Linked DNA regions of Homo sapiens: region 1 is linked to region 2. A link is a contact called in ENCODE Hi-C data. All regions are on one chromosome and are shown on one strand. The core of a region is the stretch at or near the end of the contact, and the rest is flanking DNA. Distances in the headings are between cores, read along the strand shown. Region 1 has its middle 180 kb from the start of NLGN4Y. Region 2 overlaps UTY (ubiquitously transcribed tetratricopeptide repeat containing, Y-linked).

Region 1 (4,927 bases), core at 1,785-4,284, 910 kb after region 2:
CCAATGTTTGGGAGCAGGAACTGGGACAAATAGTTTAAAGCATAAGGGGAGGAACATCCAGCAGTCAGTTGGATTTTGGCTGGAGGCCTTGTGAATTTCAGCAATGGTGACATTAAATAAATTTAGCAAGTGGTAGTGACTGACTAATCCTTGTGCTTTTAGGTCTTTGACGATCTTTTGTAACCCGTATTGGGCTTCTGGTCTGAGGGAGTACAGCCTTCGATAAGGAAAGGAGGTAGGATCCTTTAATTTAACTTGAACTGGATAAGTGTTTTTTGCTCATCTGTATTGTCCTTTCTCTGCTCACACTTCAGGATTAACTCCCTCCTCGAGTAGAGGGCAGCAAACAGGTATTCCTTCTCCTATATTCAATATATAATGCTCCCTGCTTTAGCAGTATATAACTATATAGTGGTCTCTCCCTAGTAAAGGAGTAGGGCTCTCAGGAATAATAAGAAATGCATGAGAGAAAAATAAGGTTCCCCAGTCACAACTTAGGGAGTGGGAGAAATGCCTAGTGACTGGCTGTCCTAGGAACATTTTGATGGTGACATACCTGGACAGTAGTTGTCCAGGACAGAAGAGTAAAACTGAGAAGGCCACACCAGTGTCCAGGGGGAAGTTATTTTCCTGGACATCAATGGTTAAGCTTACCTGGGGCTCTGTGCAGGTGATGGCATGGGCTGGCAGGCACCCTTAGTCCTGTGTTAGACCATCTGGTTAGTGGCCTCTGGCCCAGAGGACCTTTGCCCTCAGGGGCAGTGTGCCTTCCAGTGATCCCCCTGGCACAAGGGACATAGATGAGGGGTGGCTTATTTTGGTTTGGGCAGTCCTTATTGAAGTGCCCCTGTAAGCCACACTGACAACCAGCCCTGTTAGGTGGGTTGCCTGCCCAGCCTTTCTTTCTTTTAGAGCCACCAAAGTTTGTCTGCCTGAGAGCCATGATTAAGATGGCGGCCTTTTTCTTGTCTAGTCTGTCTCATTCAGCCTGGTTCAGCCTGCTCCTCTTGGTTCCTATTATAAAACACCGAAGTGGCCAAATTCAATAGAGTTTCTAAATTTTGCTTGGGGCCCAGGGCAGGTTTTGAAGTTTTATTCTAATGTCTGCAGCTGACTGAATGACTGAACTTATCCTTTAAAATTAGTTGGCCTTCAATAGAGTCAGGTGACAAGGAGGTATAGTTTCTTAATGTCTCCCTTAGCCTCTCTAAAAATGCCATAGGGTTTTCTTCCTTTCCCTGCATTATGGTGGACATCAATTAGTAATTCATTGGCTTTTTTCTGGTCTTTCTTAATCCCTCTAGTATACAAGACCGTAAATGCCTGTGACTCCAGCCTCCATGCTCCGAATTGAGGTCCCAATGGGGATCCACACTGGGAACCGCCTGTTGGCCCCTGTGGAGAACTGTTTCCTTTCTTCTGATGTCATTTTATCATTTACCTGGCTTAGCTACCAGAGATCCCCAAACTCCAGGGCCACTTTAGTTGGGAGTTAATGTTTGACCTATCAACAATATAATATCTCTCCATGCTAAATCAAAAGATTGTCCTAATCCCTTTAAGAGGTCTATATATCCATCAGGATTATCTGATAATTTTCCTATGTCCAGTTTGATCTGTTTTAAGTCTGAGAGGGAAAAGGGTACATGTATTCATGCCAGGCCAAAGTCTCCTCCTCCTCCCATGGCTTGGAGGGGCACAATCGAGGGCCATTGGCACCTTACGGTTCCTTGACTATCTCTTTGTCTGGTTGCTTTTGGGCCAAAGGGAGAGACCTTACTAGCGGGAGAGAGAGATTTGGGGAGACCTGAGTATGGAGGTGGAGAAGTTCTACAATTCTAATCACTGATCCCAGACAGGAAAGCTGGTAATTAAAGTAGACTCTACAATCTGAGGTAAGTTTAGGGCAAAAAAAGGAAAAATGTCATAGACCTTCTATCAGCCACTGGCATGCCCTTTGAGGTCCCAGACAGTGCCTAGGGTATAGGTTATGAGGGACAGGTCCTGTATAAGTATAGTGATATCCATTTGCATAAGAATAAGGCTGGGGGCACCATGAGCAAGGGTCTTTGGATTGCCACCCCACTCAACTTAGGTTCCTAGCCAAAAGATTCTTAGACTCAGGGGTAGGAAAGATCCTAGAGGATAGGGCCTCAAGAAAGTCTTCTCTGAGGACATTAGGACCCAGGAGGCATGGGTCAGAAAAGACAGAGAATGCACATATGGGCAGCTGCAGAGTAGAGGCTTCTCACTGTGCCATGATCTAAACCAGGTCAGTGCCAGGAGTAAGGGATGACAGTTTTCTTCCTCTAGCCAGCCCTCAGCTTTTCCCAGGAAAGGCAGAGAAAAGTGGAACTGGTTCCAGCAGATCAATGCTCTAAGCACAGAGGGATGGGGGTAATTAAAGAAAGAGTCCTTTCCCAGAAAGCCTCATACCTGTGTCTTAAGTCCAGTGGCCATGCTTGTCACTTTTAAATGGCAGACAGGTGCCCAGTGTTTTCCTCTAATTTCTGGTGAGAAGATAGAAGAGAATAGCAAGCGAAAGGGGTCCAATGTTACTCACTGCTATGGATAATCCCTATATGGGCGACCAGAAATGAGATGAAAATTCTTCTCCTGATCTAAGGTCTTTTCTCAATTGAAGGGTTTCTGGTCTCAAAGGCTTCAAGGAATGTAGTCATGGACCAGTGGTGAGTGTTACAGCTCAATTAGAGAAGGGCACCAACCCAAAGAGTGTGTGCTGGCAAGATTTATTAAAGCCAAAGTGAAAGTAAAACTTCCACGCGGTGGAAGGGGACCCAGAAGGGTTGTCATTTCTGGCTTGGGTGTCTTATGCTTATATCCCCTTATGACTTCCCCACCTTTTCCTTTTTCTGTCCTATAGGATTAGCTTATTTTCTATCTGTGGGTTGGCAGGCCTGATTGATTAAAAACATCAGGCTGCAGCTAGAGCTTAAATTACTAATATGATTGGTTGATGTTTCAATCCCTTAGTTTGCAGCTGTGACTCATTTCGGCTTAGGAGAAAGTCCCCTTTGATTAGTTGAAGTTTCAATCCCTTAGCTTGCAGCTATGAGTCATTTTGGCTTAGGGAAAAGCCCCTTGGGGAAGTCCCTATAGACCCAGGAAGTCCAGCCAACTTAGCCACTTAGTCCGTCAGTAGTATTTGCATTTAACCTACATACATCCTCTTATATACAGTTAGCCCCATGTTCTACATCTGTGGATTCAACCAATATTGGATCCAGATATTTGGAGAAATCAAGAGCATCTATAATGAACAATAAACACCTTTTTTGTAACTATGTACATAACTATGTACTTAACTACTACACAGTGTTTACATTGTATTAGGTATTATGAGTACAATTATGTACCACCTAACAATGTTTTGGTCAATAACAGATCACATATATGCTGGTGGTCTCATAAGATTACAATGCCATATTTTTACTGTACCTTTTCTATGTCTAGCTATGTTCAGATACACAACATTTACCATCGTGTTGCAATTGATTACAGTAGTAAGTGCAGTAGCATGCTGTTCATGTTTGCAGCCCAGGAGTGGGAGGCTATGATGTATAGCCTAGGTGTATATAACAGGCTATATCATCTAGGTTTGTGTAAGTACACTCACTAATATTCACACAACAAAAAAAATCATTTAATAGCACATTCTCATAAGGACTAAGCTCTAATATTTTCTTTCCCAAATTCTCATCAAAGGGGTCTGGGTAGTCATGCCCTACAAACTTGTAACTTCTCATCAAATGCATTTTATTTAACCCTACATATCATGATGTACTTTCCAATATGACTCTGGCAAAACATTATGTGACAAAGAAGAAAGTGAAAATATTTTACCCCAAAACATGTTTCTTTGTCAATTCTTGAAATTACCCTGCAAATCTGTCCTAAGTGGGGGAAAATTTGCATCTGTAAAGAATCTCTATTAACATAGCTAGGTCTTTATCTTCCAGATGTTCCCTATCTTAAAAAGATTAACTTAAAGTCTAGCATGCTTTAGAAATCTGAACAGAAAATATTTGTCATCTATTTTTTCTAAGAGCTGCCACAATAAGATTTCAAGAGAACCTTGGTCTCCACAATCATTTATTTTAACCTGAATATCCCAGGTCTTTAGACAAACTCAACGAATTCTCAACCAGAAAATACTTAAATTTACCTATAGCCTGGAAGCCCCATCCCCTCCCACCCCACCCTGACCTTGCTTGAGTTGTACTGACTATCTGGACTAAACCAATATATTTCTTAAATATATTTGATTGTGGTTTCATGCCTCCCTAAAATGTGTAAAACCAAGTCATACCCCCATCACCTTAGGCACATGTTCTCAGGACCTACTTAGGGCTTTATCATGGGTCATGGTGACTTATATTTGGCTCAGAATAAATCTCTTCAAACATTTTACTGAGTTTGTCTCTTTTTATCAACACTCAGAACATAGCCCTGTTGTTAAACAATACATTATTGTAATCTAGAGAGGATTTAATATATATGGGAGGGTGTGCAGAGGTTATATACAGATACGACACAATTTCATATCAAGACGTTGAACATGCATGGATTTTGGAATACTCTGGAGGTCCTAGGACCAATCTCCTACTGGTACCAAGAGACGACTGTACTTTAAATCATCTCTAGTTTTTTGTTTCTGTTTTTATTTTTATTTTTAATAATCCCTCATACAGTGTAAATGCTAAGCATAGTTGTTATACTGTATTGGGTTTTGGTTAAGTTTTTATTGTTGTATTTTTATTTTTAATTTTTAAAAAGTATTTCTGATCTGAGGATGGTTGAAATTGCTGATGTGGAACTGGAAATATAAAAGGCTGACTGGATGTGAAAGTCATCCCAGTAGGATAAAGAATATATGCCATGGCGTGAAGGCAGACAATCAACCCAG
Region 2 (4,686 bases), core at 1,809-4,308:
ATAATCAAACTCAAAAGGCAAAGTGAAAATGAAACTAAAAACAGGAAGAGAATATCACCTGGTCATGTGTAAATAAATCTACATCAAACAAATAGCATGCTTCTGAGTAGAAACTTCACAAGATAGAAGAGAATGGGTATATTCCAAGTACTGAAGGGAAAAAATCTGAGAAGAAAAATATACCCAGCAAGACTTATCTACATAAATGAAACAAAATCTTCCCTCAAAAAGGAGACGCTGAGAACATTCATCACTAATTGCCTAGCCTAACATATGCTTAAAGTAGCCAGAGGCTTGGAAAAGAAAGAATAACATTTACCATCATGAAAACACAAGAAAGTATAAAACTAACTGGTTGAAGCAATCAAACAAAAAGGAAGTGTGATGAATCAAAGGGAATCATTACAGAATTCCACACTGGCAAACAGACAATAGAAAGAAAATTTCACAGAACTAGAAAACAATTTACAATATGATAGGAACAAAACCTCACATATCAATAATAACCTAAAATATAGACAGATAAAGTATTCTACTTGAAAAATACAGATTGACTTAAGAAACTGTATTTTACTTTACTTTTTCAGACAGTCTCACTCTGTAATCCAGGCTGGAATGCAGTGATGTGACTTCAGCTCACTGCCACCCCCACCTCTCAGGTTAAAACAATTCTCCGGCCTCAGCCTCCCAAGTAGCTGGGACTCAGGCACGCACCACCATACTCAGCTAATTTTTGCATTTTTAGTAGAGATGAGTTTTCATCATGTTGGCCAGGCTGGTCTCAAACTCCTGGCCTCAAGTGATCTACCCTCCTTGCCCTCCCAACGTAGGCCAGTGCGCCTGGCCTAAGACTGGTTGAAGAGATTTTAAAACATGATCCAACTAACTGCTGCTTACAAGAAATTTACCTTACATGGAAAGGTTCATATAAACATAGGTATGGCATGGAAAATGATATTCAATAAAACCAGAAACCAAAAGTGAGCAAGAGTAGGTATCATTGTATCAGATAAAAGAGACAAGTCAAAAGGATAAAACACACATTAAAAGACATTTTATAATGATAACAGAATCAATTTAGCCAGAGGATATAACAATTTTAAATATATGCACCCATCACTCCAGCACTCAGATTCATAAAACAAATATTACTAGACCCAAAGGGACATATATCTCAATACATTAAGAGTAGGGGAGGGATATCAACGCCTCACTCACAGCATTAAACAAATCATTTAGAGAAATCAACAAAAAGATTGGACTTAAACTGGACTTCAGGCCAAATGAACATAAAAAATTACAGAACATTCTATCCAACAACTGTAGAACATACATTCTTTTCATCTGCACATGGAACATTCTCCAAGACAGACCACATATCAGGATACAAAGAAGTTCTAATACATATTTAAACAATGAAACTATATGAAATAACATCTCAGACCATACTGGAATACAACTAGAAATCAATACAAGAGAAATGCTGGAAACTATACAACTACATATAAAACAGCATGGACCTGAATCTGTGGAAGGAAAATAAAATAAAATAAATAATAATAAAGTTGAAAATAATAAACATAACATAGATAATAGTTAACATTAAGTGTGGTTATTTAGAAGTTATACATAGGCTAAGAAATTTAAGCAGCCCCTCCCAGCATTGCTAACAGGTTGCAGCTGCGAGCTTATCTCAACCTTCCAAGCTTATTGCCTGCCTCCAGACCCCCCGCACATTCCTGTCGTTCCTGTTTTCCCTTACCCCAGCTCTGTCCAGCTTCGAGCCTGACTGGTCAAGATAACTAAATTGTAAGCTTTCTCAGAATTGTCACAGGTTAAATAATTTACTGTCTTTGTCTGAAACCGGTATCCTGCCTTGTTTTCCCGCCTCAAACAACATGTAAGCAAGCCTGCATTCTTTGTCAGGGTCGGCAGCCATTTTGGGCGTGAGCCTACTGGCTCAGGTGCCTCAATTAAAGTTGTTTTTGGTCTCCAAAGGTCTCTTTGTCTTCTTTGGCTGAGTTTTACTGCGACATTTTGGAGAGTTCGACAAGAGGAGAGAGAGGACAAGCTACTGTCTCCTTTGACTGTGGGACTTGGGCCCCGGGGTCGGGGGAGACCCAGTTCTTAGGCGCGCCGACCGAAGAGTTTTCCAAAAAAGGGCTGGGTTCTCCCACATCCCAAGGCCCTGCCCCTGATAGCGCAGGAAGGAGACCGCAAGACAACTTTCAGCGCAGTGAAAAGGAATCACGGTAAGAAAAGAGGGCCCTACAGAGTAAGAAAGGGTGCCTTACAGGGACAGACACAAATCGTGCCCTACCAGGCGGGTGGGGCACTGATCACCACTCAAGGGTTGTCTATTAGCCTAACCCAGAAGGTGAATGGGGGCGGTGAGGAAAGGACCTCACCACTCATGTGACATTCAGCCCTGAAGCCGGCAGCAGGGTAGAGCCTGCTGAGCCGGAGGGAGCAAAGAGAAAGTGAAACCGTGAAGTCACCAGTGTGAGTGAACTGTCCCAACTGGGAGTGTGTGGGTACGTGTGAACCCACCCAGGACACGAGACAGACTCGTTTCATCTGATGAGGAGTCCTGGGGACAGGAGTTGTGTACGAATGTGTGTGAATGTGGGAGCCTAACTAGGCTCATCAGCTGTGAAGCGTGGGGGCCGCAAGTCTGTTAGAGTGGACTGTATGCTGTGAGTGAAATGTTGGACCCAGGACGACTAGAGGCGAACTTCCTTTGGGGCTACCGCATACAGCTGAGGGAGGTGGCCCCACAGTCTAGGTATTGTGGCAGAGAGTAACAAACTCTCCAAAGTCAAGCGGGGTCTGGCGTCTGAAACACCCCCACGAGGGAGACAGTCTAATCGGTCCGAAATGAAAGTGAGGGTCATTGCGTCGTGCGGGAAGAAATGGGAGGAAAAGAACCTAAGGAATTAACCCCCACTCCTTTGGAGTGCATGCTAAAGAATTTCAAGGAGGGATTTTCTGGGGAATATGGAGTAAAGCTGACCCCCGCCAAAGGTTAAGAACTCTTTGTGTAATAGAATAGCCTAGTTTGGGCATTGGTTGGCCGCCAGAGGGCACCCTTGTTTGGAAAATCACCAGCAGGGTGTTTCAAATAATAACAGGGGCAACAGATCAGCATGGACACCCAGATCAATTTCCATATATTGATTCCTGGTTAAATATAATCCAAAATTGCCCTAAATGGCTAGGAATCTGCATGGCTGAATATTGTAAGACCCTAGTCGCCCGAACTGGTCCAAAAGGGATCAAAAAGACAGTATCATGCAAGCCTTTAGAGAAGGAAACTAGGAAGCAAAAGAGACACACACACACACACACACACACACACACACACACATCTTACAGGCTCCTTTGGAGAAGCTAGAGAATCCTTCTCCATATGCCCTTCTCTACCCATCCTTAGCAAGGCTCAGATAAGAGGAAGGGCAATTGTCTCCTGAAGAAACAAGCTCAGAAAGTAGCGGGGCATCTCCACAGCAGGAAGAAGCTGCATCCTTGCCACCTAAGACTAGGAGGGAAAAACAGGATGAAGAGGCAGGGCAGGGCGTCTTAGGTCCAGTGGTTCCCGAGCTCTGCAAATGCCGCTCAGAGAGACGTGGGCACAAATCTACCTTGATGATCAAGGGTACAAGGTGGAGAACAAACTTACTCTTATCTCCCCTTCTCCACTACTGACCTTTTAAACTGGAAACATCATAACCCATCATACACAGAAAAGCCACAAGCAATAATTGATACGAGAATAATCTTTTCGACTCATAGTCCTACCTGGCCAGACTATCAGCAATTATTAGTAGTTTATTTAGCACAGAAGGAAGGCACAGAGTGGTGCAAGCAGCCCTCCAATGGCTAGAAAACAATGCCCCTGAATGCATAAATGATTCCAGGCAGTATGCGGAAGCTCAGTTCCCTGACACTGATCCAAATTGGGTCCCAAACAACCCTGATCATTTAGAATGCCTACAGAGGTATGTGGATGCACTCCTAAATGGGGTAAAGTCAGAGGGAAGAAAAGCAATGAACATAGGAAAAGTTTCAGAAGTCCTCCAAAAGCCCGATCAGAGTCCCAGCCAGTTCTAAGAGCAGCTGTGTGAAACCTACTGGCTCTACATCTGACCCACAGGCAGCTGATAACCAGAAAATGGTAAATACTGCCTTCGTTAGCCAGTCACAAAGTGACATCAAAAAAAAAGCTCCAAAAATTAGAAGGATTGCCAAAGAGGCATGGAGGAACTCCTCAGTGTCTTAATGAATGCTGGATATAAAATTTCAGAAAAAAAAAAAAAAGGTTTGCATCTGTTGTCCTAAAGTTAAATATTTAGGTTTTATAATAAGCAAAGGACAAAAGAAGCTTGGTAGTGAGCGGAAAGAGGCCATGTGTACACTCCCTACAGGTACCACAGGGCGCCAAATCAGAATTCTTAGGTGCAGCAGGGTTCTGCCGCATTTGGATCCCAAGTTTCTCACTTTTAGCTGAGGCTCTATATAAAGCTACAAAGGGGGTTAAGAAAGAGTCCCTCTTCTGGGAGACGGATCAAGCAAAAGCATTAAAAAAAATCAAAAAGGCCTTAACATAGGCTCCCAGATCAGACTAAACCTTTCTTCTTCTACGTGGATGAAAGAACAGGGACAGTAGTAGGAATTTTAACACAAATG

Evidence for each region. A loop is a pair of places that touch in the nucleus more often than their neighbours do. Pooled maps may share reads with other maps.
Region 1: a loop to region 2 is called in a map with no recorded cell type, with 6 times the contacts of the local background. The contact joins two enhancer-like sites. A Hi-C loop is called at or near these places in 4 of 37 single-sample maps with no recorded cell type and 6 of 50 pooled maps.

What each region holds. Positions count from the first base shown.
Region 1 is chrY:14,342,102-14,347,028 of GRCh38, forward strand. No RefSeq gene overlaps it. Among named protein-coding and RNA genes, the nearest start is that of NLGN4Y, 180 kb to the right of the region's middle. Within about 2 kb of position 3,035, at least 3 of the 41 ENCODE cell types and tissues checked have a DNase peak (open chromatin) inside an H3K27ac peak, as active enhancers do.
Region 2 is chrY:13,433,638-13,438,323 of GRCh38, forward strand. The region is part of intron 4 of UTY (ubiquitously transcribed tetratricopeptide repeat containing, Y-linked); the gene reads right to left. Among named protein-coding and RNA genes, the nearest start is that of MIR12120, 43 kb to the right of the region's middle. Within about 2 kb of position 3,059, at least 7 of the 41 ENCODE cell types and tissues checked have a DNase peak (open chromatin) inside an H3K27ac peak, as active enhancers do.